3 separate regions of the Homo sapiens genome follow, and regions 2 and 3 are each linked to region 1. A link is a contact called in ENCODE Hi-C or POLR2A ChIA-PET data. All regions are on one chromosome and are shown on one strand. The core of a region is the stretch at or near the end of the contact, and the rest is flanking DNA. Distances in the headings are between cores, read along the strand shown.

The links. A loop is a pair of places that touch in the nucleus more often than their neighbours do. ChIA-PET counts read pairs that join two places held with the same protein, here RNA polymerase II (POLR2A). Pooled maps may share reads with other maps.
Region 2: a loop to region 1 is called in a map of naive thymus-derived CD4-positive, alpha-beta T cell, with 15 times the contacts of the local background. The contact joins the promoter of SNHG16 here to the promoter of FBF1 in region 1. A Hi-C loop is called at or near these places in 1 of 168 maps with a recorded cell type or tissue (naive thymus-derived CD4-positive, alpha-beta T cell) and 7 of 50 pooled maps. POLR2A ChIA-PET finds 5 or more read pairs at or near these places in 3 of 52 experiments (GM10248, RWPE1 and activated CD4-positive, alpha-beta T cell).
Region 3: a pooled map shows a loop between it and region 1 (4-fold over the local background). The contact joins the enhancer-like site here to the promoter of FBF1 in region 1. A Hi-C loop is called at or near these places in 1 of 50 pooled maps. POLR2A ChIA-PET finds 5 or more read pairs at or near these places in 5 of 52 experiments (CD8-positive, alpha-beta memory T cell, H1, activated CD4-positive, alpha-beta T cell and 2 more).

What each region holds. Positions count from the first base shown.
Region 1 is chr17:75,939,163-75,942,827 of GRCh38, reverse strand. FBF1 (Fas binding factor 1) reads left to right here and starts at 1,786. Exons shown (of 30, transcript NM_001319193.2): 1 at 1,786-1,980. ACOX1 (acyl-CoA oxidase 1) reads left to right here. Exons shown (of 14, transcript NM_004035.7): 14 at 1-1,321. RefSeq lists an enhancer at 1,568-1,637 and a silencer at 1,748-2,017.
Region 2 is chr17:76,555,427-76,559,091 of GRCh38, reverse strand. SNHG16 (small nucleolar RNA host gene 16) reads right to left here and starts at 1,328. Exons shown (of 3, transcript NR_038111.1): 1 at 1,235-1,328. It overlaps SNORD1C (small nucleolar RNA, C/D box 1C), which reads right to left and starts at 302; the gene lies at 223-302. RefSeq lists enhancers at 106-907, 1,248-1,507, 908-1,708, 2,198-2,297.
Region 3 is chr17:75,344,296-75,347,960 of GRCh38, reverse strand. The region is part of intron 2 of GRB2 (growth factor receptor bound protein 2); the gene reads left to right. Among named protein-coding and RNA genes, the nearest start is that of SLC25A19, 57 kb to the right of the region's middle. RefSeq lists enhancers at 510-589, 600-659, 2,270-2,549, 1,924-2,915 and silencers at 800-859, 771-939. Within about 2 kb of position 1,925, at least 6 of the 41 ENCODE cell types and tissues checked have a DNase peak (open chromatin) inside an H3K27ac peak, as active enhancers do.

The DNA of each region.
Region 1 (3,665 bases), core at 537-3,036:
AAAATCCCTCCTTTCCCTTTTCCGAGTTATTCCATCCATCTTATTAGAAAGGAAGTGAATTAGGTGTAGGTGGTCTGTAACACCTGCACATCTTTTTATACGTGTAGAGGGTATGCCTGGGATATATAGGTTGTCTTCAAGCAGTAGCTGCTACTACAGCTAGAGAGAGGAGGAGTGCCAGGAAACTGATGACCTGAGACCAAGAGTCTTGTTGATGTTCTGACTTAGATAAAGGTTTTGATCATTTTCATGAAATAATGCAGGGAAGTCATTTCTGCTGTTTCTTTACTACTCCATTCTTGGAGGATTAGAACAAGTCACACTGTAATTGACTAAAACGACTTTTTATTTTAAAATATTGATGGTGGGGTTTTGCTTTTTTTTTTTTTTTTTTTTTTGAGACGTTGTCTTGCTCTTTCACCCAGGGTAGAGTGCAGTGGCGAAATCTTGGCTCACTGCAACCTCTGCCTCCCGGGTTCAAGCAATTCTCTGCCTCAGCCTCCTGAGAAGCTGGGATTACAGCGCCTGCCACCATGCCTGTCTAGTTTTTTTGTATTTTTAGTAGAGACAGGGGTTTCACCAAGTTGGCCAGGCTGGTCTTGAACTCCTGACCTCGTGATCCACCCACCTCGGCCTCCCAAAGTGCTGGGATTACAGGCGTGAGCCACCGTGCCGGGCCAGTGTTTTTAACTGTCCACACTTACTAAATTTTCCAGTACTTCTTCCTATGGTTCATGATAGTAAACACAGAAACATATAAGGAACATTATTAGAGTTACCAGATGTTAGCTGTTGCATATGTGCACATTCCTAGATTCAAGGGTGTTTTTGCCTTAAATTTAAGTGGGTCATTGGTTGTCTTGGGAAGATCATGGAAAATTCGGGATTTTTTAGAATTCTGAACCAAAATATGTTTTGAGTGTTTCTTAGTAAATGTGTGATCTTCCACCTTCCACATTCAGACTGCGGACTACACTTCATAAATGCCTTTTTATTTCCAGTTATGGATTCAACTAAATGACTGCCTTGGGAGCACATAATTACTTTGCTACCTTTTTCCCCCTTTGCTGTTGTGGCTCGAGTTTGGTTCTCACCTGAGAAGATGCATTGAGCATATGTTGTTACCCAGCCCTGGCTTAATGGTGTCCTGTGGGGTAGGGGTGGGAGGACGAGGGGCACGGGGCCAGAGCATGTGAATGGATCATGGTTGGACAGCTGTGACCTGCCAGCACTGCGGGTAAGCAAAACTACAAACCGTTCTTTCCTCTGTGACATTGAATAAACCTTAATAAAATTCATAATTAGCACATACTAGAAAAAATGTGACTTAATCTTTTTGTGGGGCGACAGTATTGGGTTTCATTCTGGCTATACAGCTTTGATTGGATCATTAAACAGGTCAGTCACTTCCCTCAAGCTTTGGGGTGTGGAATAAACACCGGTGAATTTGTGGATTCACCCGTCAACCTCCCAATATCAACACATTTCTCACGCCTCCGCGTCGGCCACGTGTCAGCCCTCAGAAGTGGGCAGGAGGAACTTTTAAGCTTCCCGGCAGTTCCCAAGAGGGCCTTTGAGCCTGGCGCCCTCTTCCCGGAGAGGCGTTGGGGCAGCTCCTAGCAACGTGCCCGCCGCCGGCAGAAGCCCGGCCCCGCCAACTGCCGCGCGCGGCTCCCTGGGAGCTGTAGTTCTTCATGGCGTCCCCACCTCCTCTGTGAGGGCGGGTGAGTCGACCGCCGACTGCGACTCCCAGGATGCCTCGCGCCCGCCTTTCCGCGGGAGGCCAGACGGCTGAGGGTGCCGGCAGCGGCTGGAAGCGGGAGGCCAGTCCTGGCCGGGCTGGGCGACCCGAATGGAGCCAGGGCCGGCGCTGGTCCCAGCGGCCGCACCTCCGGGGGCACGGCGCGTAACAGGAGGCTTCCGGGGCTGAGAGCGTTACAGGCTGCGCTCCGGGGCCAGATAGGCCGGGCGCTCAGAAGGGTGACGCATTGAGGGGCGCGGAGTCTCGGGACGGAGGGGCGACTCCGGCTAGGGGTCTTGCTTAGGGGTGGTCTCGGGATCTGTAAAACGCCTGGCATGGAGTCGGCTGAATACATGTGGGGACGGGGTTACTCTGTAGCCCTTTGGCCTTGGCAAACCAAGCCTAGAAAATCCCCATAGTCTGAGAAGCCCGTACAGGATCGATAGGAGATGCCAGAAGTTCCTTGATGTGTTATGGGACACATTTGGACTTGTAGGTCGTGAAGTCGCCATTGCAGAGAAAAAGAAACAAGGCCGGGCACGGTGGCTCACGCCTGTAATCCCGACACTTTGGGAGGCCAAGGCGGGAGGATCACTTGAGGCCAGGCGTCTGGGACGACCCTGGGCAACATAGGGAGACCCCCGTCTCTACAAAAAAAATTTTAAAATTTGCCGCACATGGTGGCGTGTGCCTGTGGTCCCAGCTGCTAGGGAGGCTGACATTGGAGGATCGCCTGAGCCCAAGGAGGTCGAGGCTGCAGTAAGCTATGAGAGCTGTGATCGTGCCACTGCACTCCAGCCTGGGCAACAGAGCGAGACCCTGTCTGGAAAAAAAAAAAAGAAAGAAGGCCAGGCGTGGTGGCTCACACCTGTAATCCTAGCACTTTGGGAGGCCGAGACGGGCAGATCACGAGGTCAGGAGTTCGAGACCTCCTGGCCAACAGTGAAACCCCGTCTCTACTAAAAATACAAAAATTAACCGGGCATGGTGGCATGTGCCTGTATTCCCAGCTACTCGGGAGGCTGAGGCAGGAGATTCGCTTGAACCCGGGAGGCTGAGGTTGTGGTGAGCCAAGATCGCACCACTGCACTCCATCCTGGGCAACAGAGCAAGACTCCGTCTAAAAAAAGAAAAAAAAGAAAACACATGTATTCAGGGTGGGCTCTGTAGGTAAGCCCAGATAACCCTTGCATTCCAATAACAGGACAGGCCAATACTTGGGACATAAAGAGGACCCCTCTGACTCCTTTCTTCCAGGACATCCTGTAGGTGGGTTTTGGTAAAGTGGAGGAGGGGGAGGGAGACAGCTAATTCCGAGGAAAATGTTCTCAATGGGTCAGATTTACTGCCTATGTAAAGGGAAATATTTCCACTGTCAGTGAAAATCGTGTTGCTGGACGTGGTGGCTCACACCTGTAATCCCAGCACTTTGGAAGACCAACGCAGGAGGATTGCTTGAGCCCCAGAGTTCAATACCAACCTGAGTAACACAGTGAGACCCCGTCTCGAAAAAAAAAATTTTAAAAAGAAAAAGAATATCAAAGAGTAACCAGAGTTCATACCTGCTTTTGTGCTAAATGCTGCCTAGAAAGTAGTCATGGGTGTTGCCTGGGAAAGGGTTTCAGCCTTGGTGCCAGGCACCCACCTCCTTTCTGAAATGAGTACTTGCCACTTGCTGCATCGGCTTTCAGGGTAAGGGATGATGGCCACTGCCCTTTTTTCAAGTAATCTCAAAGCCTCAGAAAGCCCATTAAGTTATCCAGAGCACGTTTTTTTTTTTTTTTTTTTTTTGGAGACAGAGTCTCGCATGTTGCCCAGGCTGGAGTGCAGTGGGGCGATCTCGGCTCACTGCAACCTTCTCCTCCTAGGTTCAACCTAGTCTCCTGCCTCAGCCTCCTGAGTAGCTGAGATTACAGGCATATGC
Region 2 (3,665 bases), core at 79-2,578, 620 kb before region 1:
AGAGGACCATAAGCATATTCAAGTCTATGAAAGTACTAAAAATCTCACCATTTACAGAAATTTCATCATGAAGATCCTTACACTTAACACCTTAAGGTGATGAGTTTTCACATGACTGTTTTCAAGGCCACAGCCACCACCTTTAATCTAAAAGAGAAGGATAACAGGCTTCATTCTAACAGAAACCACCTTAAGGTTTATTCTCCAGATTTGTATTAAACAGCTGAGCCTCAGCAAGTCAGACCTCCTCACAAAAGATACCATTTCAGACAGGGATAACTTTAAATCATCCTCAGCTCAGCCAATAACAAAGATTCCTAAATCCTAGCGATCCAAAATTCATTTGCCATGTCTCTTTCATCCCTGCATGCCCTAACGAGGATCCACGCTGGTTACAATGACACCTAGTGGCCCCAAATCACACGGGCAAAGACGCTACTCATTTTTATCATTAAAATAATTAGCATTCTGAATTTTGAGTAATTTCTTACCATAGCTGGCTTGTATGTCAACACGTATTCTCATACTTGAACTTCAGAATAAAGCAGGAGGTGAATGTATGTGATGGCACCAACTGTGCTTTCTCATTTCTAGTGACCACTCAGGCCCTGCCTGCACCCACTCTTACTCATGTTAAGGGCTCCATCTATTACTCTGATCCTTCAACCTGGAGCTCTGCTTTTCACCGTCTCTGCAGATGCCAAACAAAGAAAGGCCTCTGGGGGAGGAAAAAAGGCTCGTTGTTAAAACTACGGCTTTCCAGAAGTTTACAATCCTATTGACTCCTATCTGTAAAGCTAAATATGAACTACCGATTGGGGCCGTCCTCAAGACACTCCAAGCGGAATCACGTCTTCACACGTTAACACTCCTGATGCTGAATTAAGAACCACCATCGTCAGAGTCTGCCCGTGCGCGGGCACCGAAGACCCCTGGGCATGACGCTCAGCACACGCGCGGCGGAGGCGCACGGGGCTGCCCAGGTTGTTAGGCGCTCTCCCCCGCAGAAGCCGGCCCTATGACGCCGAGGACGGGCTTGAGCTCTCTCCCTTCACATAGTAACATTTTCTCAACGTTTGGAAAGCATTTTCTCATCCAGTACTTTTAACCCTCCTAACCACCCTATGAGGGAGAAACCGAGATTATCGTCACCACTTCGTCTCTGAGGAAGGGAAGCCAAGTATGTTAGTGTCGTGTCAAGGAAGACCCCGTTTTCCCACCCAGGCAGCCTTACCATCATCACTAAAGGCCTGAGACTGCTCGCCGTGCTCAACACCGACTGGAGTGGCCATGTCTTCCAGCCACGCGGCCGACCTCGAAAAGAACGCGAGACCGCCCCTGCGCGCAAGTCTTCTCGGCAATCTCTCCGGAACTCTCGCGATGTTGAGAAAGGGCTGGTGGGAAATGTAGTTCAAAACTACGGCGGCTGGGGGCTGGCCGCGTCCTCAGCGCGACCCTGGAGCTGGGGGTAAGATGGTGGCCGCCACCAGGGGCAGTGGAGGGTCCGGAGTGGGAAACCAGGCCTGTGAAGAACCACGGCTGTCAGAAAACGAAGCTGGAGGTTCACTTCTGCCAGAAAGTCATTGAGCTTCAACACAGTTTGTCCCTGGTCGAGACTGGGGAAGCACAGAAAGTTCGAGGGGGCAGGGACAGATGAGGAAACCGGGGCTTGGCCGAGTATCTTTGTTAATTGCTCTGCGGATTTTATTTGGGGGAGGATAGGGGCATTTGGGGTGGTTCGCTGGGTTAGTGAAGAGGAGAGATTCCGAGGGAATCGTTCAACCTCCTGCTCAGGTGTTTTTAAGTTTGGGGCGAGGCCGGTGAAGCCGAGGCGCGGGCGGCAAGGAGCGCTGGAGAGCGACGGGGCTCGGCCTCCGCGGCTGCCCAGGGGCCCGGGGCATTCCGAGAAGAGAAAAAAAGGCAAGTGTCACGAGCTGAATTACGAAAAGAACGGAGAATGATGTAACACCCACTGCTCTTCTGAGTGTTATTTTTCAGGCAAACACCTTGGCTTCATTTTTTTTTGTTTCTGGGTTTTTTTGGTTTGTTTTTGAGATAAGGTTTCACCCTGGCACGCAGGCTGGAGTGCAGTGGTGCAATCATAACTTATTGTAGCCTGGACCTCCCGGGCTCAAGTGATCCTCCCGCCTCAGCCTCCTGAGTGGCCGGGACGACAGGCGAGCGCCACCACGCCCAGCTGATTATTTTTATTTTGCAGAGATGAGGTCTCACTATGTTGCCCGGGTTGGTCTCAAACTCCTGGCCTCAAGCAGTCCTCCTGTTTTGGCCTCCCAAAGTGCTGGGATTACAAAGGTGAGCCACTGCGCCCGGTCTGGCTTCGTTTTTGAAATAAAAATAAGGCAAAAACGACATCAACAATCAGGGCCAGAATTTGCACCTATTTGAAAGCTAGTTTAAGTTTGCAAGACCGAGAGCCTTTTCTCCATTCCAGTCTCCCTGTTCTCATCCACCCATTAACAGTGATCTCTGTGGCCTTCGGTGTGGGTTATATTGTCCTGCAGATGGTAATATGTTGCAGATACTTATCTTCAAATTACCACATTTGCTTATGTTTACCTCCTTTCATTTGATTGTAAGCTCTTCAAGAGCAGAAGTCTCTTTTTATTATTATTATTATTTTTTTTTTTTTTTTTTTTTGAGATGGACTTTTGCTCTTGTTGCCCAGGCTGGAATGCAATGGCACGATCTCGGCTCACGGCAACCTCCGCCTCCCAAGCTCAAGTGATTCTCCTGCCTCAGCCTCCTGAGTAGCTGGGATTACAGGCATGCGCCACCACGCCCAGCTAATTTTGTATTTTTAGTAGAGATGGGGTTTCTCCATGTTAGGCTGTTCTCAAACTCCTGACCTCAGGTGATCCACCCGTCTCAGCCTCCCAAAGTGCTGGGATTACAGGCGTGAGCCACCACGCCCAGCCTCTTTTTATTTTTATTTTTTTCTTTTTAATTTCTTAACAGTGCAGGGTTTGGTATTTACCTGCTATGCTCACAGTAAGTCTTCAGCAAATAATCATTAATTCATTCAGCAGTAATTCTGGCCATTAGGTTTCTCTACCTTACCCTTGAAGACACGTTATTTTGTGTAATACTGAAAGGAAGAATGTGTTCTATCCCTGCAAACATAGTTCCTTTCATTTGAGACTTACAGTGGGAATTCTAAGTGTGGAATTTCCCAAAAGCTGCTAGCGGGCTGGTGACCTACTGTAGACAAGATAGTAATGATAGCTAATACTTCATAGCACTTACCAGGTGCCATTCCCTATACTGGTTTCTGTACATGTATGAACTCGTTTAATCCTCACAATGCGATGAAGTACTACTGTCAGAGGCATTGGAACCAGAAAACTCCATCTTGAATAGGAGCTGGGTGAAACGAGGCTGAAACCTACTGGGCTGCATTCCCGGACGGTTAAGGCATTCTAAGTCACAGGATGAGACAGGAGGTCGGCACAAGATACAGGCCATAAAGACCTTGCTGATAAAACAGTTTGCAGTAAATAAGCCCACCAAAACCAAAACCAAGATGGCGATGAGAGTGACCTCTGGTCGTCCTCACTGCTACACTCCCACCAGCGCCATGACAGTTTACAAATGCCATGGCAACATCAGGAAGTTACCCTATGTGGTCTAAAAATGGGAGGCGTAAA
Region 3 (3,665 bases), core at 676-3,175, 600 kb after region 1:
TAACAAATGTCACTTTATATAAAGGAGCATGTCCTTAATGCATTCCAAAAGACATATACAACTGATTTTAGGCTAATTTCAGTCTGAGTCCTGGTAGAGAACACCTGACACACTTAAATTGAGAGGATTTTAATAATGAGACTATTTGCAAGGTGTTGACTCCAGCTGGGGACCTCCACACTCAGCCCACTCAGGCTAAGTCTTGGTTGCGCACCAGCTCAGCTCATGGCTGGGCTGGGTATGCCCCAGCTCACCTGTGTTATGGCTTGTTCCCAGGTTCAGCAGTTCCCAAGGTCTTGTCCTGTGTCTGAGAAGAATGAGGTTACACTGGCAATTTAAGGGTGAGGAGGGTGGAGAAGAATTTTATTGAGCGGTGAACAGCTTTCAGGAGCGGAGGAGGTAGTGGTTCCCCACCCCTGAAGTCTGGTGGTTTCTCTCCCAGTGTGGCTGGGTGGGGGCTTTTATGGGCTCAGAACAGGGGCATGCATGCTGAATGGTTTGTGGGCATGCAAAGAAAGGCTAAAGCAAAGGCACCACTCAAAGATGGGCATGGCAGTGTAGAAAATCAATTCGGAAAGGGTAGGTAGATGTAAAATAGGTGAAGAGTGGGGATCAATCAGAGGAAAGCCTACCAAATGGGAAGATGGGTTCTCAGTCCGGTCCATGGATTTGACCTGTAGTGTGGCTTTCAGGCTTTCAGTTGTCTTTGGCTTAGAGGTGGGGTTTCACTGGAGACCCGCCCCTGTGAGGCATTTGTCTGCCTCCTGCCGCTATCAGTGTGGGCGAAGTTTCTCTAGAAACCACAGGGATAATGCAGTGTCCACAGCTGGTAATCAGGTTACCACCATGAGGCCTACGACAGGGAGAAGGAAGGGGGAGGAGTTGCCCAAACCTGGAGAAGGAAAGGACTTACTTTCAATTGAGAGTCCAAGACTGTCCACAGACACTCTCAGGGTGGGAGCTGGGAGAATGAATGCCCTGACCTGACCCTCCCTTCGTCTGACCTTCTGCAGGCCTCCCCATTGATTAATAGCACTGGGAGCCAGAGAGTGAGGGAGCCTGTTGATGTGGTTCTTACAGAGCCAAAAAGTCAGAGCAGGCTGGGCACAGTGGCTCATGCCTGTAATCCCAGCACTTTGAGAGGCCAAGGTGACTTGAGGTTAGGAGTTTGAGACTAGCCTGGCCAACATGATGAAACCCCGTCTCTACTAAAAAATACAAAAATTAGCCAGGTGTGGTAATCCCAGCTGCTTGGGAGGCTGAGGCAGGGGAATCATTTGAACCCGGGCGGTGGAGGTTGCAGTGAGCCAGGATTGCACCACTGCACTCCTGCCTGTGCAAAGAGTGTGACTCTGTCTCAAAAAAAAAAAAAAAAAAAAAAAGGCAAGAAAAGCAAGGTGTAACTGGATCTGGAGAGACAGATGGAGGATACCAGCATAAGATTGATACCTGTCTTTGTTTTTTGGAGACGGAGTCTCACTCTATTGCCCAGGCTGGAATGCAGTGGCGCAGTCTCGGCTCCCTGCAACTTCTGCCTCCCAGGTTCAAGCGATTCTCCTGCCTCAGCCCCCCGAGTAGCTGGGACTACAGGCGCCCGCCACCGTGCCCAGATAATTTTTTGTATTTTGTAGTAGAGACAGGGTTTTACCATGTTGGCCAGGCGGGTCTTGAACTCCTGACCTCAAGTGATCCGCCTGCCTTGGCATCCCAAAGTGCTGGGATTACAGGCATCAGCCACTGTGCCCAGCCAATATAGCAGTTTTTCTAAAGCAGTTTTCAGAAAAAAAAAAAAAAAAAATCAGTGGCCGAGAGGAAGACCACTGAGCAGCATCTCATCACCAAGTCCTTTTGATTCTACCTCCAGAAATACCTCGACTCTCTCCTCTCTACCGCACTGCCCCACCCACCTGCACCTCCTTGCAGTTCATCTCACAGTCAGCCAGAGGAGCTTTTGAAAAATGCAAACCTGAATGTCACTCTCAGCGACTTCTGATGATTGTAACATATAAGCTTGAGCTTCTTAATTTGCATACTGTGGTCTTCTGCCAGACCACCCACAGGAGAGCCTTTGATCTCCCTTCAAATGTCACTGGCTTGGGGAGGCTTTCTCAGGCAGCCCCCACCCCGAGACTAGTTTAGGTCCCTGTGTTTTCTGCTCCCTGACCCTGTCCACTAGCTTGAATCCACATTTGCAGTTTGTATTGTCATTACCTGTTGAACTCTCTGCATTCGCCTCCACCCTGGGGGTGGGGGTGGGGGTGGGGGTAGGGACTTGCCACTCTACCCCAGTTCCTCTTCCTCTGTCATGTGATTATAACAAGCCTTTCCCGATTTGGAACTAGATTAACTGCTTCAGAAGTAGAAAATGCATTTGGAACTAGCTTTTTGAGTTGGAAATTAACGGTGTCCTGGTGGGAGGACCCCAGCCTTGAGTTTTTCAGTCCTGTATCCTTATGCACACGTTGGTGAATAGTTCTGTGACCAACATTGCTTTTTCTTCTTTCAATAACATCCTCTGAGGTGGCTCTTGGGTCACAGAACGACTGAAAATCGATCAGTCCTTTCATTGACCCCTTGAATCATAGTCTTACGTGGAATTAAATAAACTCTGTTGTCGGGCGGGGTGCGGTGGTTCACGCCTGTAATCCCACAACTTTGGGAGGCTGAGGTTGGCGGATCACGAGGTCAGGAGATCGAGACCATCCTGGCTAACACGGTGAAACCCCGTCTCTACTAAAAATACAAAAAAAATTAGCCAGGCGTGGTGGCGGGCGCCTGTAGTCCCAGCTACTCAGGAGGCTGAGGCAGGAGAATGGGATGAACCCAGGAGCGGAGGTTGCAGTGAGCCGAGATTGCGCCACTGCACTCCAGCCTGGGGGACAGAGCAAGACTCCATCTCAAAAATAATAATAATAAATAAAATTTAAAAAAAAACCTCTGTTGTCATTAATTTTCAGGGTAGAGGTTTGAGCTCCTGTTTTCTGCTTTATGCTGAGGCAGTGGGAAGTGAGTGGAGACCTTAGAGGGTGGAACTGACACACAGGAGCGGGTTTGCCTGTTAGCATCACAAAACATGAGTAACAGCTGCTCCCCCAGGCGGGGGGGTTGGGAGGGGGTGTGGGGGGTTGGGGAGGCTTTGTGTTTTATTTTTTGAAGAGAGGAGTGTAGGATTTCATGTAAGATTAAAAGCCTCCTTCTGTTAGTGAAAGGATGAAAAGGACAGTTGCTAAATATGTGTCATTAAAGTAAAGAATTAGCTACAGTTGAGGCCGAGCGCGGTGGCTCAACACCTGTAAATCCTGGCACTTTGGGAGGCCGAGGCGGGCAGATCACTTGAACTCAGGAGTTCAACACCAGCCTGGCCAACTTGATGAAACCCTGTCTGTACTGAAAATATAGAAATTAGCCAGCTTGGTGGCAGGCACCTGTAATCCCAGCTACTCAGGAGGTTGAGGCAGGAGAATCGCTTGAACCCGGGAGGTGGAGGTTGCAGTGAGCTGAGATCACGCCATTGCACTCCAGCCTGGGCAACAAAAGCAAGACTCTGTCTGAAAAAAAAAAAAAAAAATTAGCTACAGTTGAGGTTATTTAGGTTATTTCCAGTTAGAAGTTCTGATACCATTAATAAATATTTTACCTTTAAGCTAAAAGAAGCTTAACCAGTG